4 separate regions of the Mus musculus genome follow, and all the other regions are linked to region 2. The links are chromatin loops, found by intact Hi-C in ENCODE. Cell type or tissue: heart. All regions are shown on one strand. Region 1 has its middle 23 kb from the start of Gm38412. Region 2 has its middle 24 kb from the start of Gm5546. Region 3 holds the start of Magi3 (membrane associated guanylate kinase, WW and PDZ domain containing 3). Region 4 has its middle 37 kb from the start of Gm38412.

The links. Peaks named below come from ENCODE experiments on the same cell type or tissue, not always from the same donor. Only the 100,000 strongest peaks of a DNase experiment are listed, where the experiment ranks them.
Region 1: a loop joins it to region 2, with 2.3 times the contacts of the local background. A loop is called at or near these places in 6 of 42 quality-filtered maps.
Region 3: it touches region 2 in a loop (2.1-fold over the local background); 4 of 42 quality-filtered maps call a loop at or near these places.
Region 4: it touches region 2 in a loop (2.1-fold over the local background); 6 of 42 quality-filtered maps call a loop at or near these places.

Annotation. Positions count from the first base shown.
Region 1 is chr3:104,427,746-104,435,745 of GRCm38, forward strand. No RefSeq gene overlaps it. Among named protein-coding and RNA genes, the nearest start is that of Gm38412, 23 kb to the left of the region's middle. In heart, a CTCF peak has its summit at 4,426; DNase peaks (open chromatin) are centred at 3,506, 4,216 and 6,586; H3K4me3 peaks cover 1,301 bases; H3K27ac peaks cover 2,944 bases.
Region 2 is chr3:104,380,022-104,388,021 of GRCm38, forward strand. No RefSeq gene overlaps it. Among named protein-coding and RNA genes, the nearest start is that of Gm5546, 24 kb to the left of the region's middle. In heart, a CTCF peak has its summit at 4,682; DNase peaks (open chromatin) are centred at 3,740, 4,070 and 5,730; H3K27ac peaks cover 1,192 bases.
Region 3 is chr3:104,216,543-104,224,542 of GRCm38, forward strand. Magi3 (membrane associated guanylate kinase, WW and PDZ domain containing 3) reads right to left here and starts at 3,864. Exons shown (of 21, transcript NM_001159354.1): 1 at 3,103-3,864. The coding sequence starts at 3,424. In heart, a CTCF peak has its summit at 4,360; DNase peaks (open chromatin) are centred at 2,599, 3,229 and 4,009; H3K4me3 peaks cover 4,923 bases; H3K27ac peaks cover 3,521 bases.
Region 4 is chr3:104,442,055-104,450,054 of GRCm38, forward strand. No RefSeq gene overlaps it. Among named protein-coding and RNA genes, the nearest start is that of Gm38412, 37 kb to the left of the region's middle. In heart, a CTCF peak has its summit at 3,713; DNase peaks (open chromatin) are centred at 27, 507 and 3,747; H3K4me3 peaks cover 389 bases; H3K27ac peaks cover 562 bases.

The DNA.
Region 1 (8,000 bases), 48 kb after region 2:
GAAGAAGAAGAAGAAGAGAAAGAGAAAGAAAGAGAGAGAGAGAGAAAGAAAGAAAGAAAGAAAGAAAGAAAGAAAGAAAGAAAGAAAGGAAGGAAGGAAGGAAAGAAGGAAAAAAGAGAGAAGAAAAGAAAAGAAAAAGAAAACTGTGAACAGGAAATCAGCAGAGAAAGCCAGTAAAACTAGAAGCTGATTCTTTGAAAAGATCAGTAAAATGCATAAGCCTTTAGCCAGACCATGAGGAAGAGAAGCTATAGGTCAATGACGTCAGAGATGAAGGGAGGTTATCACCTCAGTTCTTACAGGCATTAAAAGAATAATGGAGAAATACCACAAACAGCTCAGTGTCTGTGTGTGACAACCTCAGTGACGTGGGTTGAGTCCTCGGAAGAGAGAAATTCATGTCAGAACAACCTGACAAATCTGAACATTTTGTGTATGAATGAAGTTGAATCGACGATAAACTAACTGAATGGACTACCCAGTGGGTTTCACGAGATGTTTAAGGAACCCCCCCATACCAACTATCTTTAGTTTCTGAGCAGGAATGTTTCTTCACTCACCCCATGAAGCCAATATGACCACACTACCAAAACCAGTGTCTACAAGAAACAAAAATGACTGCACAATAGCTCCTGTGGACATAGACATAGAATTTCTCAAGAAGGGACTGGAGAGATGGCTCAGCCATTAGGAATACTAGTTCTTCTTGTAGAGAACTGGGTTTGATTTTCAGCACCTACACAGTGGCTCACATCCTTCTGTAAACACAGCTCCAGGGCATCCAAAGGCTTCTTTTGGCCTCCGTGAACACTGCAAGCACATGACACCAGACAAACATGCTGGAAAAACACCCAAACACATAAACATATAAAATAAACCAGATGGGCAGTTTATTTGTGTGGTGCATGCCACAGCATATATGTGAAGGTCAGAGGACAACCTGCAGGAGTTAGTTCTTCTAGGTGGGTTCTGGGATTGAACTCAAGTCTTTAGGTTTGGTAGCAAGAGTCTTTGCGTTCGGAGCCATCCATTGGCCTACAATAAGATGTATTAAGGGGGATGGGCAGAGAGACTGTCTATTGTAGTATAGTGTAATGATTGTTCCATGTTATTGTTAGGTCTTCTTATCTCTTATCACATCTAATTTGTAAATTAAATTTTATCATAAATATGTGGGACCAGAAATAACATATATAGGTTTCAGGTATCCACTGGACCTCTTAGAACATATATCCCTTAAGGATAGTAGAACTACTCTTTTCTTTTTTCCATTCTTCACATGTATGTGCACATGTATATGTCTCTCTCTCTCTCTGTGTGTGTGTGTGTGTGTGTGTGTGTGTGTGTGTGTATGTGTGTGTACATGGAGATAAGAGGTTGATGTCCCTTCCACCTTATTGAGGCAGGACCTCTCAATCAAACCCAAAGCTCACTGATATAACTAGTCTTCCTAGGCAGCTTGCTTGGGGATTTTCCTTTTTTTTTTTTTTCCCCCTTTGAGGCTGGAACAATTACATCCATGCCCATCCAGCATTCACGTGGGCTTTAGGGTTCTAAACTCGGAGCCTCAGGCTTCTGCAGCGCAATCTTTACCACCACACCACCATCTTCCCAGGCCCCTGGCAGCCTTTCTTGAGAACCATGCTGGCCACAGGGCAGGGAAGAACTCTCGATCATGGCATCTCAAACCTTCTCCAATCATGACTGCTTTTCCAGAAGAAATTTTCATGCGATTCTGAATGTATTTGTATATAAAACAGGTATATTAATCAATTACTGACAATAAATCATAAATGTATCTTAAAAATTATTTGAGAGTTATATTATTTTATAATTTAAAGACTAAATCGAATTTGCATACCAATGAGAGAATATGCATATTTATTTTTACATAGAGGATTAAAACTTGACCTAAATATTTGATGCTGCATGAGAGAGAACATGAAGGGCTTCCAGAGTTCCTTGATATTTTGATTTTACAGTCAATGCTAAGAATGTCACTTTGCATATATTATGCATACTAAATGCATTCTAAATACCATACAACAAAAGTTTCAGAAATTGCTCGAAATTCTTTCCTAATCCCAAACTCAAGACAGAAAGTTTTTCCAAAGAAACATCCCAACACAACATAATCCAATGATATTTGCCTTTGGTACAGGGAAGTTATATGATGCAGCGCCATGTGACCTCCCAGAAACACCTCAGATTTGCCCAAGTTAGATTTCTGAGTGAATTTTTGCTTTCTATACATTCAGAAATCCTTTGCTTTGGCGAATTTTTCAGTGACCCAGTTATTCACTCCCTTCTGGACCTGACTCAGTTTGAGAAGCTGAGCTTTCTCTGGTCTTGCAGAGAAGAGTAAGCCATGAAGGAGTCCTAGAAGGTACAGCAACCATGAATAAGCTCGCACTCTGGCTCTAGTGACAGTGATGTAGCAGTGTAGACCTGTCAATGGTAATGAATGGGGCACTCTAACCTGGGGTGCCTATGGAAAGTGGTCCACGTGTGGGGACTGGGTTGGATGTAACTACTCTGCCACCAATTCACACCTCATCTCCAAAACTGCTCTAAAACATTGTGTTTGTGGGGACTGGAGCGATGGCACAGTAGCTTTGGTCCCTGGAACTCACATGGCAATAGAGGAAGAAATAACAAAGTTGTTCTCTGTCCTCTATACACATACACATACACACACACACATACGACATGCATATGCCCATGCTCAGACATTTCACACACACACACTATTCATAATTATTGTTTTAAAAATCATGTTTGTTACTTGAAAAACAAAGAGGCTACAGACAAAGTCTTCCTCTCTACCCTGCCACCAACTGAGTCAGCCCTCACCACCTGCAACTCTCCCGGCATAACAGATTTCTTGAGAGTCCTTCAAAAATATTCTTGGTCTTCATACATACCAAATGTGGGACCAGTGAGATGTCTCAACCAGTAAAGGTTGCTAGCTGCCAAGCCTGAAGACCCGAGTTCAATCCCCTGGCCCCCAAATGGTGGAAGGAGAGAACGGATTCCCATGGGTTGTCCTCTAGTCTCTACATCGTGTCATGGTATGAGAACCTGGGGTTCTTCCTTCTCTGTTCCATAAATAAATGTAAGGAAAAAAATAGTCTCAAGTACGTCCAATAGGACAAACGTGGCTTTTTACATCATGGCTCCCTTCTCCCAGGAGAAAACAATGTCTGGGGTTAACCTACAGAAGCTATGTCCTCTCCTCTGCCTTCTCTAAGCTCTGTTTGAACTTCAGGTGCTCAAATGCCGAATGGGAAGGTTTATGTGTTTTTCCTGAATGCCGGCAAGTTGCCCAGCACACGCCTGGTACCTGGAGTCTGAAGGGAGAAACTGAGATCCACGCCAACAGAGGCAGAGGACTTCACTCTCAGCTAAAAAAAGAACAGGGCAATCTCCCTTACCTCCGAGGGACTTCTGTGAGCAGAAACCACGGGGAGCGCAGGAGAAACATCTGGAGTCTGACCCTCCTCCCTCCCTCCTACAGTCTCTCCAGAACTTCCTCCAGAAGCCAGGGGAAAGGAGCCGCAGATCTCCAGCATCTACACACTGGTTAAGTACCAGCTCTGACCTAGTTCTGTTTCAAAGCACTACCCTCTCCTTCCTACCTCCCACAGACGCCCACCCAGCTGCCGAGTATAGAGAACACTGAGAAAACTTAGGCCAAACGGGGACCTGGGATGATAAAGCCTTTGAGAAAACAGCTGTTTGTTCGTTCGGTTCGTTTATTATCATGTTTTTGCTCCTATCTCGTTTGATTACAAAAGCCTGTTGGGGGGAAAAATAAAAACCCTTTTACACTTTAGAGGAGTCGGTGCTGGGCTCTTCCAACCTCCATTCCACTTCAAAACAACTCTGGAGAAAAGGGGTTGAGCTAAAAGGCCCCTGTCAGACAGTCCTCTTCCTGGTCCCTGTCTCCCTCAGGGTGGCTAGCTGACCTTTCATATGCAGTCCCAGAAAGAGGCCTGCCCCTCACGCCACCTGTGGCTCTTCCTTCCCCCTTCCCCTCCCCCGCCCCCCCCCCCCCCCCCCAGGCCCTGCTTGAGCAGATGTCTTTCAGGCTGTCCTGCATTGCTCCAACCTCAGGTCATTTCCCTTCTGAGGAAACTGCCCAGTGTGTGAAGCTTCCCTTCTGCGATGGCCGGAAGGGTCAGATTGTTTTTCTTCCTGACCCCCCCCCCCCACGCCCGATTTGCGGGACACAACACAGGGAAGGTGGTGGGCACGCTCCCTCCCAGACGCTGGATTATTCCAGAAGGCCAACGGTGGCAGTGACCTACTGGCATTTCTCCCAGTATCAAGACCTGGATCACCGCCAAGACTTGTTAGACCCCTTCTGGTGGAGCTTCGCCCTGACTTTCTCCTGCCCTCTTGCCTCTTCCCCTTCAGTTCCTCCTGGGGAAGCTATGGAAACCAGAACCCACTCTCCCCAAAGCCAATCTAAAAATATTTCTCTACTCCATTCCCCATTCTTTCATGTAAAGCCTGACCTCAAGTCTGGAGAGATGGCTCACTGGCTGCTCCTGTAGAGGACCTGGGTTTGTGTCCTAGCGCCCCCCCCCCCCATCGTGGCTTATAGCCATCTGTAACTGCAGTTACAGGGAGTCTGCCGCTCTCTTTTGGCCTCTATGGAAGCCAGGCACGCATGTGGCACACACACATACACATAGACGAAATACTCATACACATAAGATAAAACTAAATCTTAAAAAATAAAAAGAGCCAGGTAGTGGTGGCACACGCCTTTAATCCCAGCACTTGGGAGGCAGAAGCAGGCAGATTTCTGAGTTCGAGGCCAACCTGGTCTACAGAGTGAGTTTCCGGACAGCCAGGGCTATACAGGGAAACCCTGTTTCAAAAAACCAAAATAAATAAATAGAAATTCGACAACAGATGTTGGTAAGAATGTGGGGGGAAAAGAAGCCTCGTTTGCTGCCGGTGGGAGGGCAGACTGAAACAACCACTGTGGGAATCAGATCAGAGTCTCAAAAAAAAAAAGGAAAAATAGAATTACCATATAACCTGCCTATACCATTCCTAGGCCTTGGCCCAAAGAACTCCATGTCCTACCTCAGAGATGCCTGCACGTTCATGTGCTTACGCAACCAGCCTGCATGTCCAGCAGCAGGAGAACGGGTAATGAAAATGTGCTTCATGTACAAAATAGGGTATTATTCTGCTGTAAAGAGCATGAAACTTGCAGGAGATGAATGGATCTCAAAAGTGTAACATTAAGGGAACATAATCTTAAACTCCAGAAGACCACAAAAGAAAGAAAAGAAAATTCTTCCTCATATAGGAGCTATAGCCTAGAATATATACATGAATATATGTGAACAGGTATTAAGTATGGGTATAGCCTAGAACTTAGAAAATGGGGTAATATTAGGTGAGGCGGAAGGTCAGAATGTAGGTAAAGGGCACGAGTCATGAGAGGCAAACTCTTTTTTTCCTAGCTTAAAAACTCTCTCTCTCTCTCTCTCTCTCTCTCTCTCTCTCTCTCTCTCTCTCTCTCTCGGAGGGGTTTATGTGTGTATAGTGTGTGTGTGTGTGTGTGTGTGTGTGTTAGATATATGAATTCAACTCTGCATACTAAAACAGCAAAATAACCATTTCTATATTCCCAAGGAATACACCCTTTGTTACTACTCTGAGGCATGAATGGGAGAACTGGGCTTGCTTTTAATCCTGTCAGTGTAACAGGAGTTAAACACACTAGTCAGTCACTGGCCCACTTAGAAAAGTCACTTTAAAAAAAAATATTGATTTGAGGGAAAAGAATTTTATAGTCCAAAGAGAAAAAAAAAAAAAAAAAAAACAAAGTCAAGAGACTCTATGAAAGAAAATGAAAAACAAAAGGTTTCTTATGTTTGCTGACTGGAAGAGTTCATCCAGTGAAACTGTCCACACTTCTGAACGTGATCTACAGATTCCACATTACGTCCATCTGAATACCGGTGGTGTTCCAAACAGAAGGGGGGTGGGGGGCTGGGATGTGGCTCAGTAGTCCAGCACCTGCACCTGCCTAGCATAATGAGGCTATCGATTCAGTCTCCAGTACTGGGGTGTGGGGAGAGCGAGAGGGGGTTGGGGGGAGGGTGGGGGATTTATATGGAATTCCCAACCCCAAAGTTCCAAAGTAATCTTATCTAGAAAGAGCAAAGCTGAGGGCATTGTAACTCCTGACTTCACAACATGCTACAAAGCTAGAGTGACCACACAGCAAGGCAGGCGATACTGTCCAGTGAGATAGAGAACTAGAACCCGTGTGTTTGCCCATGTAACACATGGAAAATGAAAGTTCTTTTTAACAATAGTCCTGGGTGAACTGCATATGCATAGGCAGATGAAACTAGGTTCCCATCCATCACTATGTAAAAAAAAAAAAAAAATCAAAATGGATTAAAGACTTAAGAGTAAAATAAATAAATCAGACACTATGAAATCAGTAGAGCAGCGGGACACAGGGAACACTTTGGGATTTGAGCAAAGTGGCTGTGACCCTGCCCCTGCCTCCGGGCAGAAACTGAGAAGAAAGAGAAAACCGACCCCTCCCACAAACGTAACAGAGGGGCGGGGCAGGCGTTCTCTAACACTCTCTGTAAGGAATTCAAACAACTCAGTAGAAAACAAACCCACACAAAAATCATAAATTGGTTAAAAGGAGCCCAAGCCCTAACTAGATTTCTCCAAAGAAGATACACAGATAGTCAACAATCACAGGGTTGTCATCCATCACCAGGGGGCACAAAACGGAGGGGAGATGACTCAGCAGATACGAGCAGTGCTGCTCTTGCAGAGAGAGGTTCAGTTCCCAGCACCTATATTGCTTCACGGCTGCCCTTAATGCTAGCCCTCGGGGACCTGACACCCTCTGACCTCTGCAGGTTCCTGTGCTCATGTCTCTCTCTCTCTCTCTCTCTCTCTCTCTCTCTCTCTCTCTCTCTCTCTCTCTCTCTCTCTCTCTCTCTCTTTCTCACACATACACACACACACACACACACACAATGGGACATCAAGTCAGCCCTGATAAGATGTCAATTATTAAAAAGACGAAGGTAACAAATGCCGGTGGAAATGTTGAGCAAAGAGAGCCTTGAGCACAGCAGTTGGGAGCATGGCCACCAGAGAAACAGCGTGCATCTGCCTTACAAAACAAGGAACACAACTGCAATGTGACCCAGAAAGCTGAGTGTATATTAAGATAAACTGAAATCAGCCCAACCAAGAGTCTGTGGCTCAGAGTTAAATGGCCGCAATTCACAGCAGCGAAGGTAGGATCAGCCTAGGTGCCCAGTAACAGACAAATGGATACGAACATAAAGTGTGGTGGCACATACCTTTAATCCCCATACTTGGAAGACAGAGGCATCAGATCTCTGTGAAAGTTCCAGGACAGCCAGGGCTACACAGAGAAACACTGTTCTTAAAAAAAAAAAAAAAAAAAAAAAAAAAGTAAACACACAATAGAATATTATTTGTGCATAAACAGGAACACAACTGTGTCATTCGCCCAACATGGGTGGAATTGGACGTAAGTGACGTAAATCAAGCAAGTGTCAAGAAAGACACTGTGTACTGAATCATATCCTGGCTGAATGCAGAGAGATACAATGGTCCAGAACCTGAGCAGAGATGTAGAGAGAGTGGTTAGTGAGCAGAGGGTTGCAGCCGGATGGGAGGAATCGCTGCTAAGGCCCTATAGCATCCAGGGTTTAACGGTGGCGGGCAAGTAGCTGGTGGGAGGATTTCACACGTTCCCATACTGAGAAATGAGAACTGTCTGAGGTGATGGATACGCCAGTCATCCTGATCCAATCATAACACATTGTGCACAGACACTGAAAAATCGCAGCCACGTTGTAGCTCATGAGGACATGCAATATGTTGATTAAAAATTGAATACAGAGGTCAAAAACTGACATACCTTCCTTAGTTTAAAGTCCTAAGGTCCCAAAACATCTCAAAAA
Region 2 (8,000 bases):
GGGCTTCCATCCTGTTTGACTCTTCTCTCTGGCTTTTGCTCTCTACACAGTTCCTCTGGTCCTTGGGGAATCATGTGCTTGCTCTGTGCTCAGCTAGCTCCTCGCTCACCTAACCGGGATCAGAAGCATTAGAATGTACTAGAAACATCATCATTCGGGGCTCTTTTCCAATCCTAGTTTGCATTTTGCCTAAATTTCCATTTTGGATCTTCCGTGTGGGAACCTTCAGAATATGGGGCTTTTTTTTTTTCTCCTAAGATTTTAATTCTATTTTTGTGTCTAGTGCTCTGCCTGTATGTATGTTTGTATACCAAGTACCTAAACAGAGGCCAGAAGATGGTGTTGAATTCTCTGGACTGGAGCTACAGATGGGTGTGGGTGCTAGGAATTGAACCTGGGTCTTCTGGAGGAGCAGCCAGTGCTCTTAGCCACTGAGCCATTTAGCCCAAGATGCTAGGCTTTGTGGTTGAGCCTAGTTAACTTTAAAGTTCCTAAGCCATGGTATTTTCTCTATTCGTCAGCTTTTTCAATTGAACGAAGATTTGTGCCTTAGCCTTATTCGTCTGTATCTTAGAATCTCTGAAGCAACTGTGTGATTAAATCCAACTGTGATTTTGTTGGTCTACTCTGAGTAGGGAGAGAACTTGACAAATTAAAGAATGAGTCAAGTATTAGCTAGTTTTGTAGGTAAAATGCTCCTATGTGTAACAGGCTCAATTTTCACTGTCTCAATGTACTGGCTTGAATGTGTTTGGGACCAGGGGAGAGGTCCTGAGCCAGAGCACATCCCCCTTTGACTGCCTTCTTTTAGGTCCAAGGGAAGAATCTTAGAATATTCCTAATCACTAACCAAAAATAAAGGTCTGAGAGTATCCCACGGGGTTCAGAACCCCTTGGCTCCTAATTTCACTTCTTTCTTTTCATTGCTAACTTGACTGGGTTCTAATCACTGAGGAAACACACTTCTGGAGCTGTCTGGGAAGCTAAGTCTAGAGAAATTACTAAGGACGAAAGGCCTATCCAGCTACAGGTGACTTGTCCCATAGTTGGACTGAATAAAAATGAAGAATGAGCGAAACATTAGCATTTGTCTTTCTCTGCTTCCTGACCTTGGAAGCAGTGTGATCAGCTACCTCAGGGCTCCAGCTTGCGTCATGATGTCTCCATATTGCCCTGTCTTCCTGCCATGATGGACTCTATCACCTCTTAAGCCAAGAGTCAAAACAAACACTTCCCTCTCCTCTCCTCCCCTCTCTTCCCCTTCCCTCCCCAAGTTGTTCTGTCAAATTTTTGTCATGGCAACAAGTAAAGTAATGAACATAGCATCTCTGCCAATAAAGAAGCACCCCCAGCACTGCCCGCCCAGGGCCAGGGTCTACCAAACCCTGCAGGAGTTTTAGTTTCCATGACATGACAAAGGGAAGAAGATGGGGTGATAGTCTCCTTGACCTTTGCTCTATTCCTTGTCCTTGCTGTATCTGCTCTGTTTCATCGTTTTTGTTTTGTTTTGTTTGATTATTTGTTTGTTTGTTTGTTTGTTTGTTTGTTGAGACGGGGTTTCTCTGTGTAGCCCTGGCTGTCCTGTAACTCACTCTGTAGACCAGGCTGGCCTTGAACTCAGAAATCTGCCTGCCTCTCCCTCCCAAGTGCTGAGATTAATTTTATCTTTGGCCCTGTGCCAGTGTGTCTGTTTCTATTGTTCTCTCCCCCTTTTTCTTCTTTTTTATTTTCACGTTTCTCTTTGTTCTTTCTTTACCACTTCTAATAGCACTGATTAGGTAATATTTCAACCACTGAATACCCATCCTCTGCTGCTCGGTTTGATGCATTCAACTATTTTCTGTTTCCAATTCTAGAGGTTACTAGGTTTCGGTTGGCTTTGTTTCCTTCTTTTTTTTTTTTTAGTAGAAATTACTTTTGAATCACTTGTTTCATGGCTCAGCTTCTGTCCTCCATGGTCAGTACATCTGTGGCAGGGCTTCTTCACGTGCAAACGCACTCATTGCCAGCTCCTCTAAAGTGCTTTCAAGACCCTGATGGCAACTTCTACCCGTTGCTTTCTCACTTTTATATGTATATTTTTATGTTTTCTTATTTTCATGTTTCCCTGTATATAAGTCCATGTACCGTGTGCATGTCTGGTGTCCACGAAGACCAGAAGAATGTGTTAGACCCCCTGGAACTGGAGTTACAGGCAGTTGCGAGTCACCATGTAGGTCTGGGAATTGAATCTGGCTCCTCTAGTAGTGGAACCTTGCTAAGCCATCTCTCCAGCCTCCATTAGATACCCATTCCAATGCATCCACGATTTCAATGCATCCACGTACCGTTCTTCTTGGTCACTTAAAAAGTGTTATTAGTAGTATTGGAAATAAGACAGATTTCAAATATAGATGATGAAAATACCAGCCAGGATTCCTCTCACAACTGACGATCAGTCACCTGGCTGAGCAGCAACCTTCTTAACCCTCCATTCTGTTTTCTGTTTGCTGTGAGGAATGGACTCACTAGTAGCCCAAGCTAATCTCAAACTGTAGGTACACCCCTTCCTCAGAGTGCTGGGATTTATACATATGTACCACACTACACCAGACCACATCCCCCCACCTCCCATCCTCCCTACCCTCCCACGCACCCATCTCTGCCGCCCCACCCCCACCCCTACATCCCTACCCCTGACCCTCCTCACCACCACCCTACTCTGTCTTTCCTTATCCATATTGAGAGAAACAAAGATCTTAGCTTAATAAAAACAAGCACTGAAGACTAGGAGCAGCCAAATGAGGCAGTTTGTTTTGCAACATTACACAGTGAGGCATCAGCCCAGGGCAGGTGGGCTGTCAGCAGAGAATAGATTTTATAACTAACACAGCAAGCCCCTCCTCCTTACCTTTGTGGCCCAGTGTGACAGTCTTACAAACCATCTAAGTGTTTCCTTCTGCCTCTTAGGGCCATCTTTTATTTCGTTGTTGCAACAAAGATCACATGTGTTCATCTCTACATTTTACATCCTGTTTATTTTAAAACTTAACCTTGTCATAGCTCAAGGTCACTTTGTTTTCTAGACTTTTAGGTGTTAGGGTAGTTCAGCAAGACCCCAATGTTTCCTGTTCATCTGCAGCTGGACCAATGAAGACCCAAGACACCTCCATTTTGAAAATGAACCATCAGATTTTGTCTCTTATACATCTCTAATAGACTGTATTTCTCATTACTTAGTTTCAGGTTGTTCTCTCTTCCGGTGCTGTGATCATTGTAACCCTGCTCCTCAGAGCAGTGCCTGGGTACTGCAGGGTTAGTCCACAATAGGCAGTCACAAGTCATTGAGTGGAGCTGTTTAATCTCCACCATGGTTTCAGTCATCAACCCCATTTTAAAGATGAGAAAATAGAGGCACAGGACAGTTGAGTGCTTGTAGCAGCAGGCCAATTTGTAGGTGAAGGATCATGCAGCCTCGCCCCAGCACTCTTCCTCCAGAGTGCTTAGCAAGAGTGCCCAGTCTCTGATGTTCGCTTATTTTCTAAGCAAAATAGAATTTTTTAAAGAAACAAAAAAGCTGTTAAAAAACAAACAAACAAAAACAAACAAACAAACAAAAACCCATATGAGGCCCCCTTTATCCTTTCCCATTTCTGCTCTCTGCAGCTTCCCTCACAGATATTGCCTGGAGCTGGTGTGTCCCCTTCCCGCCTTTGCCTGTCTGGCTTGCTATCTGGAACTGCCTTCTGTGGCTGCTGAGCCAGAGGAGTGCCTGGGCTCACACAAAGCTCCCAGATCCACCCAAGGCGAGTATCAACTCTCATTACTTTCACTTTCCTGGTGTTGGAGTGATTTTTTTCCCCTCTCTTTTCTACTTACAGACACTCATTTTTCTAGCTGAAAATAGAAAGCCTTATCAGATTGGAATAACAGTCCTTTTTGCTGTAGTTTTTTCCCCCAAAGACTGGATGAATTTGGGCTTCGTCAGAAAGCCATCTGCTGTGTACGCACAGACCTATTCCGAGCCAGAAAAAGAAAATGAGGGAGGAGAAAACCCTGGCTTCTCATCTTAATTCAAAGAGCCGTCGTCTGTCAACTCCCACTCCTCAAAAGGAAGCTGACCACTGCCCTCACCTGTCACTGGGGACCTAGGATCGGGGAGGTCTCATTGAGCACAATGGCCTTGCAGCCAACAAAGAAAAGACTCTGCCTGAAGAAGGAATCGAGCCAGTGTTCCACAGAACATACATGGTTTGTGGCCAGCTGCCTATTTCCTCCAGACCACACCCTCTCCTGGTCATCATTAACTGCTTGTCATTCCTGCCATGTTAGACTTGCCAGTCTCAGGCCCGGACTATGTCAGAAAGGCTTTTAGGTTTTCTAGAGGCTACCTCATTCTCTTATTGAGTAGCCTTGCCACCAAGGAAGCACTCACTTTTGTTCCTATAGACAGGCAATGGACGCGAGGGAGCACTGTGTTCAGTGTTGTGATGAGCACTCACATTTGCTGCTGTATACAATCAGAGGGAGCACTCACAATTCACTAAGTAGATGAATGGAGGGACCATGCATATTCATTTCTGTAGATACAAGCAGGAGGAGGACTGAAATTCACTGCTGTTGGCAAGAAGAGGGAGCACTAATAGTCACTTCAATAGATGAATAGAGGGAGCACTACTCACTTTCACTGCTGCAAATAAACAGGTCCTCCACTAGGGACAGACTCAGGGTCCTGAAGAAAACTTTTATCTCTACCTTTCTCAGGCCAGCATGGCAAATATTAAAGCCAAGCGGTGTCATAGTCTTAAGAATACTCAATACTTTTGGCTCAGCGGTTAAAAGTACCAGCTGCTATTCCAGAGAACTGATGTTCAATTTTCAGCACCCATGTTTCAGCTAAAAACTGCTGGTAACTCCAGTTTCAGGGAATTCAATGTCCTTTTCTGGCCTCCACAGACAATAGGTAAGTATATGATGCCGAGCCATACATGCAAGCAGAACACTCATACACGTAAAAAAATTTTTTTGTTAAAAATATATTCAATACTTTTTGGAAATGAATTTAATTTTTAAGATCTGCATTTTCATAAGTACAAAAGTACTGTTAGCTGGTTATAAAACATTTAAGGAATACCTATATACCTTAGAAAGCTAAAGGCCTTTGTTACCCCGCTGCTACAGGGGTAGCTGTTACAAGTTTGTTGCATGTGCTTACAGACTTTTCACAATTTGCATAGCTGTGACATATGTAAATCTGTATACCTGGTAGCACCGGTGTACTTTCCAAAGAAATGACCCTCCCCTCTCTCCTCTGGTTGCTATTTAGTATCTGTTTTTCCTTCCAGACTGCCCTGTGTCTAAGAGAAACTCCACCACAGTCTTTTGAGATCAAATGGAAACTCTGTCGTCCAAGAACATCTTCCTGTTGGTAACCCTTGGGAAGCCATGACCATGTTCCCAACCAGACATCCTGCCAGTATCCAAAACATCCGATGGAGGAGCCTCCCCACTCCACACTAATGGGAGAAGTCACATTCCGTTTGACATTTTTGAGTAGAGGACTTGCAGGGGAAAAGATTACAATTCATGATTTTGGAGCACAGCAGTGTTCAGGGACTGACTTGCGAAGCATCGTGTTGAGTAAATGACTCGGTCATGAAGGGCGGTTCTACTTGGCTGCCATGGAGACAGAAGTGTGGGCCTCTCCACTCTTGGCTGGCTCCCACAGCTCTGGGCTCAGAGCTATACAGTTTATTCAGCAGACTGGGGGCTCTGTGGTATCACCTGGAAGTGAGGCTCTGGATGAGAGCCCAGTGGTGTAGCAAGGCTCCTCGTGGATGCAGCTATATACAGAACATGTCTGTCCACACGATCAAGGCTGGGCAAGGATCCATGCAATTCTTATCCATCCAGTGATTCTCTGGCGGGCGCACAATCCTCAGGATGACCAGCCTCCCAGATGGCTCTGTTATGGTGTAATCTAATTTTTTTTTTTACTTATTCATTATCCAGTCTTATATACCCTTGGCTCCGTCATTTCAGAGGGTACAATTTTCTTCAGAGAAAATTTGTGCCAACTCTTCAACAATACGTCTCCACTTGAAGGACATTCATCATATTCCCTTCAGCTTTGATTTTCCTTTAAGCTAGTTTCAGAAGGTAATTCTGATACAGAATGGTGTAATTGGGTTCTTTGAACATTCATTGCCTTAATCATAAAAAGGGAAATAGTCTTTCTCTCCCTGTTTCCCCCCTCCCTCTTCCTCCTCCCCCTCTCTTCCCACCACATACCCCTTGAGCTTCCTTCTCTTCTCCCTCTCTCTCTCTCTCTCTCTCTCTCCTACTTCTTCTCTCTCTTCCTTCTCGGGTGCTTCATTTTGTCCCTGTTCTGTGTGGTACAGTTGTGCACACAGTTCAGCAGTCCCCTGCCTCAGTCTCCTGAGTGCTGGAATTCCAGGCCTGCACCACTATGCCCAGGATTTCTTGTTAGAATTTACACTTTTACTTTATGTGCATGAGTGTTTTGCTCCCATGTATGTATGTGTAATGTATGCGTGTCTATTGCCCACAAAGGCAAGAGAGGGTATAGCATCCCCTGGAACTGGAGTTACAGATGGTAGTGAGCTGCTGTCCAGTTGCCAGGAACCAAACTCAGGCCCTATGAAACAGCAAAGGTACTTAGCCACCAAGCCATCTTTCCAGCATTTGATTTTTAAATATGGTTTTATAAATAAACTCTATTCATAAAAGATGTTAATTCTACCCCCTGCAAATTTCTATACAAAACTAACTTACCAAATATTAAAATATCTTTCAACATTCCACTCGCCAAATCTATGAGATTATTCAGAGCATAGACAATACTATAAAATTATACATAAGGGATAATTTTAAGCACATAAGGGATTATATGGAATTAAACACATTACAATAGTAACACTTCAAATCAATAAAGAGATGGTGGTGGTGAAAATACCGGACAGCCACTTGAAAGACTAAGCCTGGATCCAAACCTTATTTTTATAGCAGAATAAAACCCAGTAATATCGCCAAAGGTCACATACAAAATGTAATCATAAAAATAATAAAAATAAGTTAAGTTTTTAATAATTTTGGGACAGAGAGAGACCTTTAAAAGTAAAAACATAAAAAATTCAAACAGAAAGTTATAGTAGCTTTTGCTATATAAAAATGGAAAGAAATGTACTATTTAACATTTTGAATGACAGAGGATAAATTCTTAATTTACCTAAACACACACACACATACCTCTGTACACTAAACTTAGTATCCTCAATATACATAAAACTTTAATAAATCAGAAATATTAACTATCGTGAGGGATGGAATCCTTCACGTCTCTCTGTTCATCATTTGATTTTCTTACAGTAAGGTTTATTTGGGGGAGGGGACAAACCAGGGCCCAGGGCCCTGCAATGCACATTAAGAATTTTTAATGTTAAACCTACTGTTAATTAAAGCAATTAAACATAGATGGACATTTTTAGTAGCTAGACCTGAGGACTAAAATGCATTTGCAGAATCATCTTACGATTCCAGCCTCTACTATAAATCGTTAATGGCCTTCCATAATCCACATCATAATCCAGACAAGCAAAATGCATGGGGAATGGTGGGGAGATCGTGGGACACAAGCACGGAATGAAGAATTTGTTCTGCAAAACCTGATCCCAATCTGTATCTCTGGATTAAACTTGTCTTTTAAAAAACACACTTCTCCAAGGATAACCGCCCGTTTAGCAGAAGCTCTTTCACCCCCTAGACACTCATTTTTGATTCCAAGGTCTTTCCGTCTTAATACAGGTGTCGCCTCGACACCTCTCTCCTTTCTCCTGACATCTAAGTTTTTCCATTAAATAAAATGTATGATTTAAATTTCAATTTTACCGAAGCTGCGGGTAGAATTAAAGGGATCATTCAGATGAGTGATTTCATTGAATGTCACTTCACATGAATTTACATAAAGGTTCAAAAGGAAATTGCACAGCCTCCAAAAATTC
Region 3 (8,000 bases), 160 kb before region 2:
AAAAAAATGGGAATGGGTGGGTAGGGAAGTGGGGGGGGGGGTATGGGGGACTTTTGGGATAGCATTGGAAATGTAATTGAGGAAAATATGTAGTAAAAAATATTAAAAAAAAAGAAGAAACTGGTGATTAATTGGGCCAAGAAATAAATGAGACTAAAGATTTCCCTATAAATCTTAAAGTATTGATTACTAAGTACTACTATATTAACACTAAACCAACACTGAACTCTCTAATTCAAAGAAAGATCCAAATTGTAAAGAACACTTTCAAATTAAAAAGTACAACAAAATAAATACAACTCTAAAGCAAAAAGTAAGACAATCAGAAAGAAGACATATTCTATGTGCCTGCATTAACAGCACTGACAGGGCTGCCCTGAGCCTCTCCAGGACAAAAGAAAAAGAAAGGCTGGAGTAAAGAAGTAGTGCTGTTGTCCACCAGCTAGTCCTTCTGCCACAAACTGTCAAAAGACAGTATAAGAGCATACCTCATTAACAAGACAATTTACAGAAACAGCTGCATTTTACTCTTTAGCTTCTAAATGACTGTCGAGAATACAGTTTAACAAGTTACCAGCCAAGAGTGCTAAATCTACTACATAATGCTTGGAATTAAAATTTTCACAAAGTTTAGAAAAAATGGGAGTGGGGGCAGGGAAAGTTTCTTTTTAGAATACCTTAAACTCTGTTTTCATGATTTTCTAAATAAATCAAAACCATATAGACTCCAAAATTCTCTGGAGATATACTTGTGCAGTTTTTTAACTAAACCTAAGTTCTACAAATAACCTCTTCAAGTTTTTAATTTCTAGTATTTAAAGCTTGTGTTTAACCTACAAAACCCTTGGTATCTCATTGTAAATGATGCTTTTTTAAAATGCCATTTAAGAAAGTCATATACTACCTAACAAATATTTTTCATTACAATTTGCTTAGAACAGTTTTAAATCTCAAATGGCACAAAAATAGTGGTACCCACTACAAATTATCAATGCTGAGCATATTTTAAAAAGCAAGCACAACATTCAAAACTGCTACTAATAAGCTGTAGTGCAGCACTGACACCAGTTATTCCCTTTATTTTCACTTAATATTTAAAGCAGGACAGTGTCTTTGGATGACAAGAAGGCAAAATTTTATTAATACAAAATGCTGACTATATTCTGGGGCAGGGAAGATTTTATCAATACAGTTAACTAATACTACTGTATAGCACTTTAAACCCTGAAGTATTTTCTCCAATTTTATGCGAAAGGTATATAACAGATTGGTGTTTATTAAAGAGCCAACCCTCTCATCTATTAAACAAACCACAGTGATTTGGAATATAACAACTTCCTCAACAACTTTATGACTGTTATTCCTTCAGTAATGCCCCAACTGATCAAAACAAAACAGAGCAATGATGCACATATTCTCATTATCTGCTGGCTCATGGGATTTCATCTAAGTCAAAGGTTCTCAACCTCCCTAATGCTGTGACCCTTTAATACAGTTCCTCATGTTGTAGTGACCCCCAAACATAACATTATTTCATTGCTACTTCATAACTGTAATTTTGCTACTGCAATGAACCATAATATAAATATCTGATATGCAAGATAATTGATACACAACCCCCAAAGGGGTTGAGACCCACAGGTTGAGAACCTATGACCTAAGTCCTACCTGGGCTAGTAAATGTATAGTATTTTGAATATTATAAACAGTAACCAACACACCGAATTACAGCCCCAAAAGTGTTCCCTCCACCCTTTACATATAGTTCTAAAAGTTAAGAGTTAAGAATCTTACAATCCTCAAAAACACAGAAAGGGTATTTATAGTTTGACAAAGTTCTAAAGATTAACAGTAAGAAAAACCCATAAACACACAAATCTTAATAGTATCATAGAATAGATTATATGAAAAGTACCTTCATGTAAACTAGTAAGATTATGTCACATACCCACAACACATGGATATTGCATCAAACCATCAGTTGCAATTAGCTCAAGGACTACTTAAGAGGCAGTCCTAAAGTGAGCTGAAGATGAGGAAGAGGGAGATCGAGGGAGGGAGGAGGAAGAAGTGGGGGGAGGGAAGAGGAGGAGAGGGAGAGAGAACGTGTTAAAATTTCTAGAAATTTCTAGCATTTTGTAGTGAACGGGGAAGACCAAAATCTAGCCCAAGTCAGTTTGGCAGCCCCATATGTTCAGATGTACCGTATCTACGTTCAGCAGAAACAATTTGATTTCTAGTAACAATGATTAATCACGATGCCCATGTCTACAACCACCTCAGAAGCCAGAACCATATTTTACCAATACCGAAAGGTCCAACAGTGTTTTCTCTTACAAATTCGTAAGAAAACTTACTACATACTACCAGACCAGACTGCGCAGTCTGATCAATGCTTTCCAGCTAGGGAGTATGCCATAAGCGTAACATGCTTTGCAGCACATTTTACGAGCATCAAAGACACCAGGGCACCAAGGGGTTCTTTTTTTTACCCTGCGCTTCAACAAATACTGTAGATTTGAAAGCTTTACAAAGGCATTTGCTCGGCTGGGCACCTGGGTCCTCCTTCCAAATCCAGACGACACAACAGCTCCACTGCCTCATACCACACACTGTACCTCACTGGGACTCAGACACCTGAGCCACCTAGACCCACAGAGTGGGACTGTCAGCTCCCAGACGTCTGCGGTCGTGCACGACGCACTGGGCCAGCTGAGCCCTCCCAGGAGCTTTCAGTGGTAACCTCGGCCCTCGATCCGGCGCCGAGTCTCCATAGTAAAGCCCTTTCTCCCCGTTAGAAGACGCAAATACGTTCCAAAGAAAAGATTATCATCATAGGACTGTTTCCACAAAGGGGAGAAGAAAAGAGATGGCTCTTCTCTAGGCAAATAAAAATAAAAATAAAAACTCTTGATGCGGTGGGAGACCGAGCTGGATTAGGAAAGCCAGCTCCTAGTGCCAATTCCCTGACAGCCTACACAGCTGTCGGTTCACCCGAGCTCAGTTTTACTAGCCGCAAAATGGGAAACCCCGGCGCCGCCCCCTCCCCCCTCCTCCCCGGGGAGTCGGACCAGGACCCGGGTCCCCAAGGCGACCACACACCTGGCTTCACCGTCTTCAGACGGATGGGCTCGCGGAAGTGGCGGATGACAGCCAGAGTGTCCCGGTTGGTGAGCCCACTGACCGGCGTCCCGTTCACCTCCAACAGCACATCGCCCGGACTGGGCGCCTTGCCCGAGACCACGCAGCAGGTGCCTCCGCCGCCGCCAGCCTCGTCGCGGAGCCGCCCCAGGTAAGGGAACTCGCCGCGCTCGGCGCCGCCGCGGATCTCGGCGCCCAAGTCGCCCGGGGGCCCGGCCCAGGATACCGCACACTCCTGCACCTTGCTGAGCCAGTGCTTCTTCTTCTTCAACGTCTTCGACATCCCGACCTCCGCTGCACCATGGGGAGCCCCCGCGCGGGCGGCCGCGGTGCCGCTCCGGGCCCCGCGCACAGCCCGGCCAGAGGGGCGCCGCCGTCGACCCCCCGCCTCAGCCCGCCGGCCGCGCGCCGCCGCGAGCCGCCCCTCTCGCGGGCCGCTGAGGAGAGCCGGAGGGAGCGCGCGCCCCGCGGGCGGCGCCGGCGGGGTCTCCGGGCGGGGTCAGCGCCGACGGCCGGGACTCGGCGCCCGCGCGGCGGGAAAGGCTGAGGCAAAGGGGCGGGAGCTGAGGGAGCGGCTGGAACCGAGGCTCGTATCGGTACGCGCGCACCGAGCTTAGTCGCTCGCTGGAGCGCGGCTGCTGCGGAGCCGGAGCGCCGAGACCAACGCCTGCCCCAGCTGCCAGGAAACTGGCGCTTTCAAACCCGCCGCAACCTCCTCCCCGCTCGGCCCCTCCCCCGCCCTCGCCGGCCCGGCCCCGCCCCCTCCCGCAGCGCAGCGCCCGGCGCGTTGCCGTCACCAGCTCTGCTCCGGAGGACCCGCCCAGTTCTCGGCTCCGCACCGTGGATTGGGTTCTGGCAGCTGGGGGCGGCCCTCGGCGGGCATGCTGATTTCTGATTGGGTGGTCTAAGTAGAGGAGGCGGGCACTAGAATGACTGAAGTTTAGAGAGGGAGGAAAAAAGAAGTTTAGAGTGTGAGGGAGGGAGAAGGGGGAGGGAAAAGAGAGGGTTGGTCTGGGAGCGGGCACAGGTCGCCTAGAGGGGAGAGGCCCTCCAGCCAGGGGCTGGAGCCAAGGGAAACTCAAACACTGAAAGGACCCTGGTCCCCAAGGTGGGGCGTGCCCAGCTGGGCAGGGGGCGGGGCCTCGGAGCTGGAGCCCGAAGGCGATCCTGGGAGTGCTTTGCCTGGATCCTGGGAGTCCAGTGCCCAGCTACTCCGAACGGTGGAGCCACTAAATGGGCCTGTTAAGGCTGAAACGGATTCTACGGGTTTGAATTTGTTAATTCGTTCAATGAATGTTCTTAAATGATCCATTGGCGAAATCCTGTTAATTGAGGGTAAAATACAGTCCAGTGCTCGAATGCTGTGTGATCTCGGGCAAGTTAGACAGCCTGTCGGAAACAAGCTGAGAGTGAAGATCATTAATTACACTAGCTACTGAACTCCAAGAATGAAGAAAACAGTGATCCTGCTCTCGAGGAGACTGCAGCTTAGCGAGAGAGACTGACTAGAAGATCATTTGAGGAAAGCGGGAAGGAGATGGATTAAAAAACAACCTGGTGCCTGCGGAGCTAAGTCCTGACACTGGTGGCTTGACCTTGACCAGATCTCTGCTTCGCGTCTGCTTGTTTGTAAGAAGGTGGAAGAAGTGACTCAGAACAAGGGAGACCTCAGATCTCTCCCAGCTCTAATTTTTCAGAAACACTTAAGCTTTTTTTCTTCCTTCATTGAACGCGTGCTTTCTCGTCTTTGGAATGCCCTCTGTTCGTAAATGTTTCACCTCATCCAAATAGTCGTCCAGTATTTCTTGGAAAGTGTTTTCTCTGAACTGGGGCACTTGTCTCACTTTTGTGACAGGGCATGTCTTCTGACTCCCTTTAATGATAGCCCTTATTTTAAACTCCGAGGAGCTCTACAAACTAGATCAAGCTTCAGACAGCTACAGTGATTTCCTTCACACCATTGAACTGGGGAAATAAAAACACTAAATGTGGGCTGGACTCAAGAAACAATAAGGGAAGTGGAGCCCTGGAGCTGCAGGCTTGGGACCTGCCAGGCAGAGACAGGACCTTTATCTACACCCTGATGGAGAGATTGCCAGACTGTAACCTTCAGTCCTTGATTGTCTGCTGAGCAGTCACCCAAGAGAGAAACTACATTTCTTTAATACCACCCTCCATCCTGCTGAGGCTCCCTCTGGCCAAGTGGATTGGAAGCCAGATGGCCTTCACACTTATGATGGGGGTAGAGAAAGCCCAGCGTCTGGAACCCAATGGAGTAAATACTTTTCACAGGCATCATGTGGATCATTCAAATAGACCAACATCTGAAATTTAAAAAAAAATTTAACTTGTTTTATGGACAACTAGTTAATACTAATAAATTCCTGAATGAATACTCGATTGCCTTCACATCTTCTATTTTTGCTGAGACTGAAACACAATGCTCTGCCTAAACTGTATCTGTTTAGAATGGCTCTGGCAACAAGGAACAAAACATCTGACAAATAATAGCTTAGAGCACACTGTCATTTATTACATCTTTAACATAAAGTTTAAGTGTGGTAGTTTGAGGACTAGTTGGACAGTCTATTATCAAGGTCCGGAGCTCTTTGTGTTTACTCTTCCACATCATATCCATATGAACTTTTGTCTCCAAGCCTGTCACCTATTAATTACAAGGTTGTCATAGCTCCAGACATCACATCCTCAAAGGTCATTATATGAAGCAAGAAAGAAGGGTAAGAAAATGTTAGTCCAAATTTGATGAAAGAGAAAAATCCTACCTAGCTTGTGGCCACTGTGGTAGGCTAGAAAAATGGAGCCATGACCACCTTAGACCAGTCACTGGCAAAAGAAAATGCAATTACTAGCATTCCACTAACTTGATCATAAGTCACCTTCAAACAAAGCAGAGGTCCTCTTTAAGGGAGGAGGAGAGAATAGTTGTTAAGTAGTCACCCAACAATGTCTGCCTGCTGTGTGTCTTTTTTCTTTTTCTTTTTTCTTTTTTTTTTTTAAGTCATCTAACATCTGCCCAGTGTCTTAACCATGAATTGATTCTCAGGCAGAAAACTGCAGTCATTAGGGAGCCTTAGCTTCAGAGCCAGGCTCACATACCAGCTTTTCCATTTCCTAGCAAGCTGCTTGTTGTCACCTAACCTCCATTTCCCCATACACAAAACAGGTATGACAACAATACTTCACTGAGTTGTGGTGAGACTTGTCTGCAGATGAGTCAAGCACTCCACATAGACAGCATAGCAAACACTCCACAAAATGTTATGTTGGCTTATGCTATATCATAATGTTTGTGATAAGGCTAAATGCATCCGTGGGTACCTCTTCAATTCTGCAAATATCCATCTTAGGTGGGTCATTTTCCCCCTAGTCGGAATATTCTGCCTACTCGGTGAGTTACTGATGGTAGGACACTGCTGGAAATTACTACATAGTCATGGATGTCACATAAATGATCTCTCTGAAATGGCCCCTGGTTAAATTGTTTTCAACGTTATCATTGTTTCTTAAACTTATCTTTTGGATTAAGAGTTCGGGTTTTTCCTAAGGGTGTATTACTAAATCAAACAATATGAAACCAGGCCCAACAAAAATAAATGAAACAACTGAATTTGATGCTTCCCAAAGTTTCTCTGGGTTATCGCTAATTTACAGAGATAGTAATATATTTTGTATGAAAAACACTTTAGGTCTCAAGATGGCTATTGGGTCCAAATATTACATCCTCAACAACGTCCTAAGGAGATGATCTACACTCTGTAACTCAAAAAGTCTTCCCCAAATGCTCCTCCCAACAGGATTTCCTTTCTAGCTGATTGTCCACAAGGGCCCAAATGCCAGTCTCTGCTGAGGGTAATACAATTCCATGGCATATCCCCTCTGGAACTCAGAAGGTACGTCGCGGCTGCACAACATCGGCGCAAAGCTGAGGCAGTTCAGTGAGAAGGAGGAGAGATGGCTCAGCAGCTAAGTGCATACTACTCTCTCAGATCACTGAGTTCAGCTCCCAGCACCCACATCATGGCAGCTCAGAAGTGCCTGTAACTGCAGCTCCAGGAAATCTGATGCCCTCTTCTGGACTCCGTGGACACCTGCATTTACACCTGCATGTACCCACATACATACATACATATTTTTAAAATTATAAATCTTTTTTAAAACTAAAACGGATGAGATTAGCATTTAGAGAAGGAAGCAATAGTATCTGACACACTACATTTAAAAGTACATTTGCTTCTATCTTTTCATTTCATTGGAGTTTGGAGGTGGGTCGGTAGCAAAACGTGAAAAGTTTATTTTGTGATAATGAGAATGAAATAAACCTGCCTATTTAATAGAAAAATTTAAAACAAAATTATAAATACAATGTTTATGAAATGACCTAGGGGTCCTCCTTTTTTGCTATCAGTGTAAACTGTGTCCCCAGCCATATGCAGCTCAGCAACAAAGCAAGACAAAGCAGGGTTCGCTTGTAGTTTCAGTCTCAATTTCTCTGGAGGAAGCCTAAATTCTAGTAGTGACAAATCAAACTATCAGTTACATGAAATGTTAAAGGGTCGTGGAGCAGACAGGTGTCATAAATATTAGCGTCCTATACAGAATACATGAAACTTTAGCCTGGTTTTTTTACCACAAGTTATCATAATAAAATAGCCTTCAAAGTCAAGTGAGCAGCTCACACCTATAAACTCAGTATTTGGGAGACTGAGGCAGGAAAATCACAGAGTTTAATGCTAGGCTAGGCTACATAGTGTATTAGAGGCCAGGTTGAGCTACAGTAGGAGGTAGAGAGGCAGAGCATATGGTAGTATGAATACCTTCTAAGCAAAACACATAAATAA
Region 4 (8,000 bases), 62 kb after region 2:
ACAGATTTTGAGTTACAGCCTGAGCCATGACAAAGGCCAGGCCTCTCGCCATTGTGCAACCGGAGAAGCCGGATTTCCTGTGAATCCCCTTACGTAAGGGTATCCCTGAGCAATGGTGGCCTGGGTAGCGCCCTCTGCCGCCATTCTCTGTGCTGAAGCGCCACCTGGAGGCCAGTTCTCGTTCAAACCGCTGTGTAGTAGAGCCTCCACAGAAGGAAACAAGAAGATGCCTTGGAACAAAAAGGCGCCTTTTGAAAGAGCCTCAACAGTTTCTTCACCCGCCCTTTATCTATTGCTGATGGGGTATTCAAGAGTTAAATGACAGGCTTCTTAAAGGGACAGGATTAGAGCCACAGTGATCTTGTCACTGCCTTTCTTAAATTCTAATATCTGGATCTGAAGAGCACACGTGAGGGGAAAACTGCAGTTTGCCCTGCATCTCGGATTCCAACCTCTTCATCCCCCTACTGCAAAATTCAGGTTAGACTAACTTGTGTAGAGAGCTTGGCAGTGAGCCGGCCCCTTCTCGGGAGAGCCTGGGATGCTGCAGAGGTTTTTTAATCAGCTGCCTGGCCCTGGGCATGAACACACACCCTGGATTACTCAACAAGTAGCTGGGGGCTGGGGGGGGGGGGGGGGCGGGGACTACAAAAATAATTGTTTAAATTGAGCTCCAAGTTATTTTAGCCTGAAGAAATTCTAAGCTAGATGGACCCAGGAAATAGGGAGTATTCAACATAAAGAAAAGGGGACCAGGCTTCCAAACTGAGAAAGGTTTTGTCTTGTTTTGCCTTTTTTGTTTTTTGGTTTTTTTTTTTGTTTTGTTTTGTTTGTTTTTTGTTTTGGGTAGGGAGGCAAGTAACCAAGCAAGCAAAACAACACAGAGAAAGGGGGGGCTTTCTTTTTCAGAATTTTATACTTATTCTTTTGGTAGGCCAGCAGTTTAGCTTCCTACAAGGACAAAAGACCCTGACATCTCAAGCAAATCCTTATCAGAAAGTGGAAAATGCTAGAGTTATCAGGAATATTCCATATCAAACCATATTACAGCATCATGGTAACAAAAACAGCATGTTACTAGCTCAAAAAGTGGCCCTGGCAATCAAGGGGCTCAAACAGAGGTCCCAGAAGTCACCCCACAAAGCTACAGTTCTCTATCTTTGGACAAAGGTATCAAAAACATACACTGGAGGAAAGAGACCTCTAAACACCTGTGCTGAGAAAACGATTTCCACAAGGAGAGGAAAGACTAAGACCCCCGTCTCCAACCCTGTGCAAAATCAACTCAAAGTGGATCTTAGAGCCAGACCTGAAGCAAAACACTTCAGGACACAGGCATAGAAGAAACTTTCTCAACAGTGCTCCAACTGTACAGCACACATTGCCAACAACCAACAACTAGACGTATAGGAAACTAAGACGTTCCTGTCCAGCAAAGAAAACAAGCACCAGCGCCTAGAGAATGGTAAGAAAATCTTTGCCTGCTACACATCTTTATATATACAGAACTGGGCAAATTAAACACCAGGAAAACAGATCACCCAGCAGAAAACAAGCTAACCGACTGGGCAGACAGTTCTCAAAGAAGGCATACAGATGGGTGATACCCAAGCACAACCAGAGAACAAGCCATGAACCAAGGCAAGCTCTGGTTATCAGAGCAGCAGTATGCAGTGCCTGGGTGCCCACAAAGGTGCCCACATCTTAATGCAGTCGCTGCTGTTACTCTCCAGACCAACAGTTCCAACAAGAGTCATGGTTGAACTTATTATAAGATAAAACGGTCACCCACCCACCTGGGGAACAACATGTAGCCTACTGGTTGGGTGAAGAACACAAAGAAAACAATGTCATTTATCCACGAACCCTCTCCCCTCCAAAATTAGACTTACAAAAGCTGAGCTAGGGTATAGTAGCACATGATTGTAAGCCTGAGGAGGGAAAATTGTGAATGCAAGGCAACCTGGACTGCTAAGATCCTACTAGACAAACACACAAACAAACCAACAAAATGCCAATGTGTTTGCTATCCTAGTAGAAATGAGTTCATTGGTGTCCACAGTGACCTTGTAGAATGAGGGTTATCATTACTGTCCTGCAGAAAAGAAAACAAAGGTTAAAAGAAATTTAGTAATTTAGCCTAAAATACCAGTAGCCATGATGTGAACTCAAGCATTCTGGCTCCAGAATATCTGTGGTCTTCCAAGATGCCACCTTGGAACAAAGCCAGCATGCTACGTACTGAAGAGAATATTCTGAGAAGCAGTTCAGTTTGCCACGGAGCACTGCGGGAGTTCATATGCAGTCATGGGGGCTGGACTACATAGGGGAATGTCTGGGCTAAAGAGGATCTTCAGTCAGAAATGATGCCCACTGGTAGTCTCAACACACATTGCATTTTGTAGAGGGCTCAAAAAGTCTCAACCCTTCACTTCCCATATCCTCATTTAAAGCAGCTGAGATCTCTGTCCTCTTTAAAATTCCATATGTGCATTTGTAATTATTGTTCTTTAAAAGAGCCTTTCCAGGGAGTTAAGAACCACTGGAAAAAACTGGGAGGAGGAGGGAGGACAGGACAAAACATTAGACGGGACAAGGACATTAGAGACTAAGTTGAGAATGGCTCAGTGTGCTTGAGACGATCTATAGGACTCCAAAGCTGAAAGGGTTCCTAAGTCAGGATGCGTGCCTGCTTCTTAAATATCAAGGGTGCCACCCAGACTCTCCAGTCAACAGCTTACCAAGATCGCAGTATGTGGGTCTATGTCAGAACCTCAGTCCCACTGACTCGTGGGCCAGTGCACTCTTTATTTCTTGAAGAGTGTCTTGTTTCCAAGCCAAATCCAACTAGGAACCCAAATCTCCAGGGCTAGCCCTAGAAAACCAACCTTCCCCATTCTCCACCCAGAGCTGTGCAGACAGGAGAGGGAGGAGGGGGAGACGCTCCACTTTGAAAGCCTGTAATGCATGGGTGGCTGTGCTGAGTGTGGTGCTCCATTTGTTATCTGCATTAGCTGATGTAGCCCACTCTAGAGAAAGCCAGGCATGCTTATGTGCATCCTGCAAATCTGGAACACAGGTACCCAAAACCAAAGGGACTCACTTAAGCTTCTGCAACTTGCTAAGTCGGACTTGAGCCAGCTGCTTACTTTTAAAAGTCATGTGGTAAATGAAGGGCCCAGCTGACCAGGCAGGACTTCCGGGTACTCACCAGCTGTCTCACAGCAAGTGGGTGGTGTCTTAGGACTCCCACCAAGGATGGCAAATTGGAGCCCTTGGAATCTTTTTGTGCTTTTGCTCAAATGCCCTTTCAGAGGGCCAAGGGAAGGGTAGGGAAAGCATAAGGGAAGACACATTAGGGTTTGCAGAGAGAGTAAACAAGTCAGTGCTTTCACAAAACTATACATTGCCTTCAGGGGCTCAAAAAAAAATCTAGGCTGATCCTACATTTTTCTATCACTTGTATTAATCATTTCAATAGCTAGTCTTAGATCATGTATAACTCGGACACGAGAGGACTTTAAAGAAAGTGACCAACTGATCATTTTTCTTTCCTGGACCATGGAAAGCAATAAGCAGAGCCAGCTGAGAGGCCTCCCTAAATTGAGGCTGGCCAAAGATAGAACTCGGGAGACACTCACAGCTGGAGGTGCGGGGTCCTCTGCAAACTTCTCCTGACCTCTGGGTACTGACGTCTGTTGTGCTCGGGGAAACGCCAGGGAGCAGTATACACTTGGCAGATGAAGGCAGGTGACTCAGGGCTAAGAGAGGTGTGAGAGAAGGCTGGGGCTGGTGGCACAGGCCCACGAGGCAGCATGCCTGCCAACATGATTCATGGCTTTCCCTCCAGACCTGCAATTTATTATGATTTTGTGTTTCTCCAAAAGTCAAATTTTCTCAACATCACATGCTTGAATTTTCACCTTAAAAGTCCCATTTTAGTAGAAGCAGCCTGTGTAGTCCCTGAACCTGTCCCCACCCCTCCTGTGACATGTATAAAGGACAAAGACACCCAGGCAGCAGCAATTCACTGTTGGAAGAGAAATGTATTTCTTCTCTGCCCTTGCTGTTTCTGGCATGGGACACAGACTCCTATGAAGCTTGCTCCAAAGGATAAATAATTCAAGCTACTGTCCCCACTGCCATTGCCAGCCACATGTGCATTGTTTTCAAGAGTGAGGGATGTCACACTGGCTTTGATGGAGCATTTAGAAAAGAAATAAACTGAAGCTACTCAGATCTTGGAGCAGGAGTGATGAGTCAGCAGGTAAGATGTACTCTGCTCTTACATAGGACCTGAGGGTCAGTTCCCAGCACCTAAATCACCTGTAACAGGTGACTCATAACTGCCTGTCACTCCCCAGCTCCAGGGGGAGACCTCTGATCTTGCATGTGCATGTGCCGACACACATATACACATAACTAAAAATAATAAAGAGAGCCCTTTAAACAACCCAATCTTGCACATATGCCTTAAGAGATGGCCTGCTGTCAGTCAGTGTATGCGATTCTATTGCATCTGACTTCTCCTTGGAAAAGAATAAAATAGGAGCTTAAAAGTGCTCACTAAGCTGGGCATGGTGGAGCACACCTATAATCTCAGAACTCAGGGAGGCAGAGTCAAGCAGATCTGATTTCTAGGCCAGCCTGATCTACATAGCAAACTCCAGGCCAACCAGGGCTACATGTCCAAATGAATACTTACTCTTGAATGCTCAGAGTACTCCTTCTTTGTTCCTAGACTCACTCACGCTTGTGGCAGTTGGTTTGCTGCTTGCTGGTTTCAGCTTCCTATACTTGATCCCTGGGGTGGATCAGGAGAACGGCATGCTAGCCAGTGCACTCATCTGCTTGGTTTTGTTTCTCCTCGGGAAACCTAAAAATGTCGAGCCCCTACGAGGCATTTCAACTTATAATGAACTGGAGGGGCCTGGGGAGATGGTGTGAGGAACTGAGTTTGACTCCTAGAACCCATTGAAACCAATGCAGTGCCTCTGTCATCCCAGCATTCCTACGGGGAGATGGGAAGCAAAGACAGGAGAATTCCTAGGAGCTCAAGGTGGAAGGTGGAGACTGACACCCAAGGCTGTCCTGTCACGTATGCACCATAGCACATACACCCATATCCATGCTCTCTCCTTGATATACCACACACACACACACACACACACACACACACACACACACACACACATGGGTGGGGATGAGATGAAAATAAAAACAGCAAACCAAAAACTAACAGCTGGTCGTGGTGGTACAAGACTTTAATCTCAGCACTCGAGGCAGAGGCAGAGAGGCAGAGAGGCAGAGAGGCAGAGAGGCAGAGAGGCAGAGAGGCAGAGAGGCAGAGAGGCAGAGAGGCAGAGGCAGGTGGAAATTCCTGTAAATTTGATACCAGCCTGGCCTACATAGTGGATTCCAGGACAGCCAGGGCTACATAACAGAGAGACCCTGTTTGAAAACAAAACAAAGCTGAGCACAGTGACATCTGCCTACTCAGGAGATGGAGCAAGATGATCACACTGTGCTGCATAGTGAGGTTGAAGCTGGCCTGGACTACATGAGACCCCAACCAAAAAACAAAAATCAAAAATCAAAAAACGGGGGGTGGGGGCAGCTACGGAAGGAATGAAAGAAGAAACAAGCAAACAAACAAAATCCCAAACTGGTCAGTGCCCAGTGTCTTACTGTAGAAAGGGGCTTTGGAGCACATGACCTCAGGCAAATCATATAATCTGGAATGAACTCCTTACTTACAAAGAAGGAATCTGACCAGCTTGGCTGGGTCGTTGGAAGACTATGTCTATTAGAGCTCCAGACTGGGTAAGGAATGTTTTTGAGTGGGCTGAAGAGATGGCTCAGAAGCTAAGAGCAAGTACACACACACACACAACTAGTTCATGTGTACCACACACATGTAAGGTACCTACAGACACCAGATCCCCTGGAACTGGAACTCGAGTTATAAGCTGTCTTGAGCTGCCTAATATGGGTACTGGGAATCAACCCCAGGCCCTCTACATGCTCTTAACCTCTTCGTCATCTCTCCAGGTCCAAATCTGAGCTGTCAAGAAACGCTGGCTGAACAACGCAGCAGAGGTAGCAAATCCAACAGGCCCAACAGCCTTGTTTCAGGCATTACCACAAGCCACATGACACCCACATTGGCAATCCCTGTTCTTTGACGACTGACCTATGTATTTTCGTTTCCTTTAAGCCACCTTGTGATAAAATTTCCCTGGTAACAAACTACAGGCTTCCCATCCCAGACTAGAAACACAGCAGGCATGGGAAGCAAATCTGCACTCATCGGATAAGGAGCCAGGACATGGGGGAGGATGCTGAGCAGCAAAGTCCTTTCAGTTGCTGCTGGCCAGGGGTGGTTTTCAAGTTCCAAATATTCCATATCACTGGGCTAAAAGGAACCCTGAGATGAGTAAAACCAGCCCCCGTGGTCCCAGTCCCAGTCCCAGTGGCACTGACAGTCACAGAGGTAGCAATCCAGAAGGCCACAGACTATTCCAGGTCACACACTGTACTTGTCATTTGTCCATAAAAAATATTATACATTCACACACACAGAGAGAGAGGGGGGGGGAGAGGGAGAGGGAGAGGGAGAGGGAGGGAGAGGGAGAGAGAGAAACTGTGCAGAAGTCAGAAATGTTCATAAACTGACAAGAGTACCTCTCTTAAATATATAAAACTTACACTTGCACTTTGTGTGTGTGTGTACTTTCATGTGTGGGGGTGTTCATGTATGTGGAGGCCAGATAACCTTGGATGCTATTCCCTGGTAGTGGTCCTTTTTAACTCTGTATTTTTAAACAGGGTATCTCACTAACCTGGATGAAGGGCCTTTACACAGGTGCTGAGACTCAAACTCAGCACCACCCACTACCCCCTCCCTTTTTGAGATAGGGTGTCTAGCACAGACTAGCCTCACACTCAGCTATATAACCAAGGATGACCTTGAACTCCTGGTCCTCCTGCCTTCGATTCTCAAATACTGGGATTATTGACATGTACCAACACACCCAGCCTGTACTTCATCTGTCTTTTCTTTTCTTTTTTTTCTTTTCTTTTCTCTTCTCTTTTCTCCTCTCCTCTCCCTTTTTTTTTCTTTTTTTCCTTCCTTCCTTTCTTTCTTCCTTCCTTCCTTCCTTCCAACATTCACTCGTAGTCCAGCCAGCAAGCATGCTGTATGGACAGTTTCTTCTTGGAGGCACTCAGGTGCCCGCCCGGCTGGGGAGGCGGCCTAAGCCACAGCAGCAGCGGTCTCCATCTTGGTCCGGGACCCGCCGAACTTAGGAAATTAGTCTGAACAGGTGAGAGGGTGCGCCAGAGAACCTGACAGCTTCTGGAACAGGCGGAAGCACAGAGGCACTGAGGCAGCACCCTTTGTGGGCCGGGGACAGCCAGCCACCGTCTGGACCGGAGGACAGGTGCCCGCCCGGCTGGGGAGGCGGCCTAAGCCACAGCAGCAGCGGTCGCCATCTTGGTCCGGGACCCGCCGAACTTAGGAAATTAGTCTGAACAGGTGAGAGGGTGCGCCAGAGAACCTGACAGCCTCTGGAACAGGCAGAAGCACAGAGGGGCTGAGGCAGCACCCTGTGTGGGCCGGGGACAGCCGGCCACCTTCCGGACCGGAGGACAGGTGCCCGCCCGGCTGGGGAGGCGACCTAAGCCACAGCAGCAGCGGTCGCCATCTTGGTCCGGGACCCGCCGAACTTAGGAAATTAGTCTGAACAGGTGAGAGGGTGCGCCAGAGAACCTGACAGCTTCTGGAACAGGCGGCGGCAGAAGCGCTGAGGCAGCACCCTGTGTGGGCCGGGGTCAGCCGGCCACCTTCCGGACCAGAGGACAGGTGCCCGCCCGGCTGGGGAGGCGACCTAAGCCACAGCAGCAGCGGTCGCCATCTTGGTCCGGGACCCGCCGAACTTAGGGAATTAGTCTGAACAGGTGAGAGGGTGCGCCAGAGAACCTGACAGCTTCTGGAACAG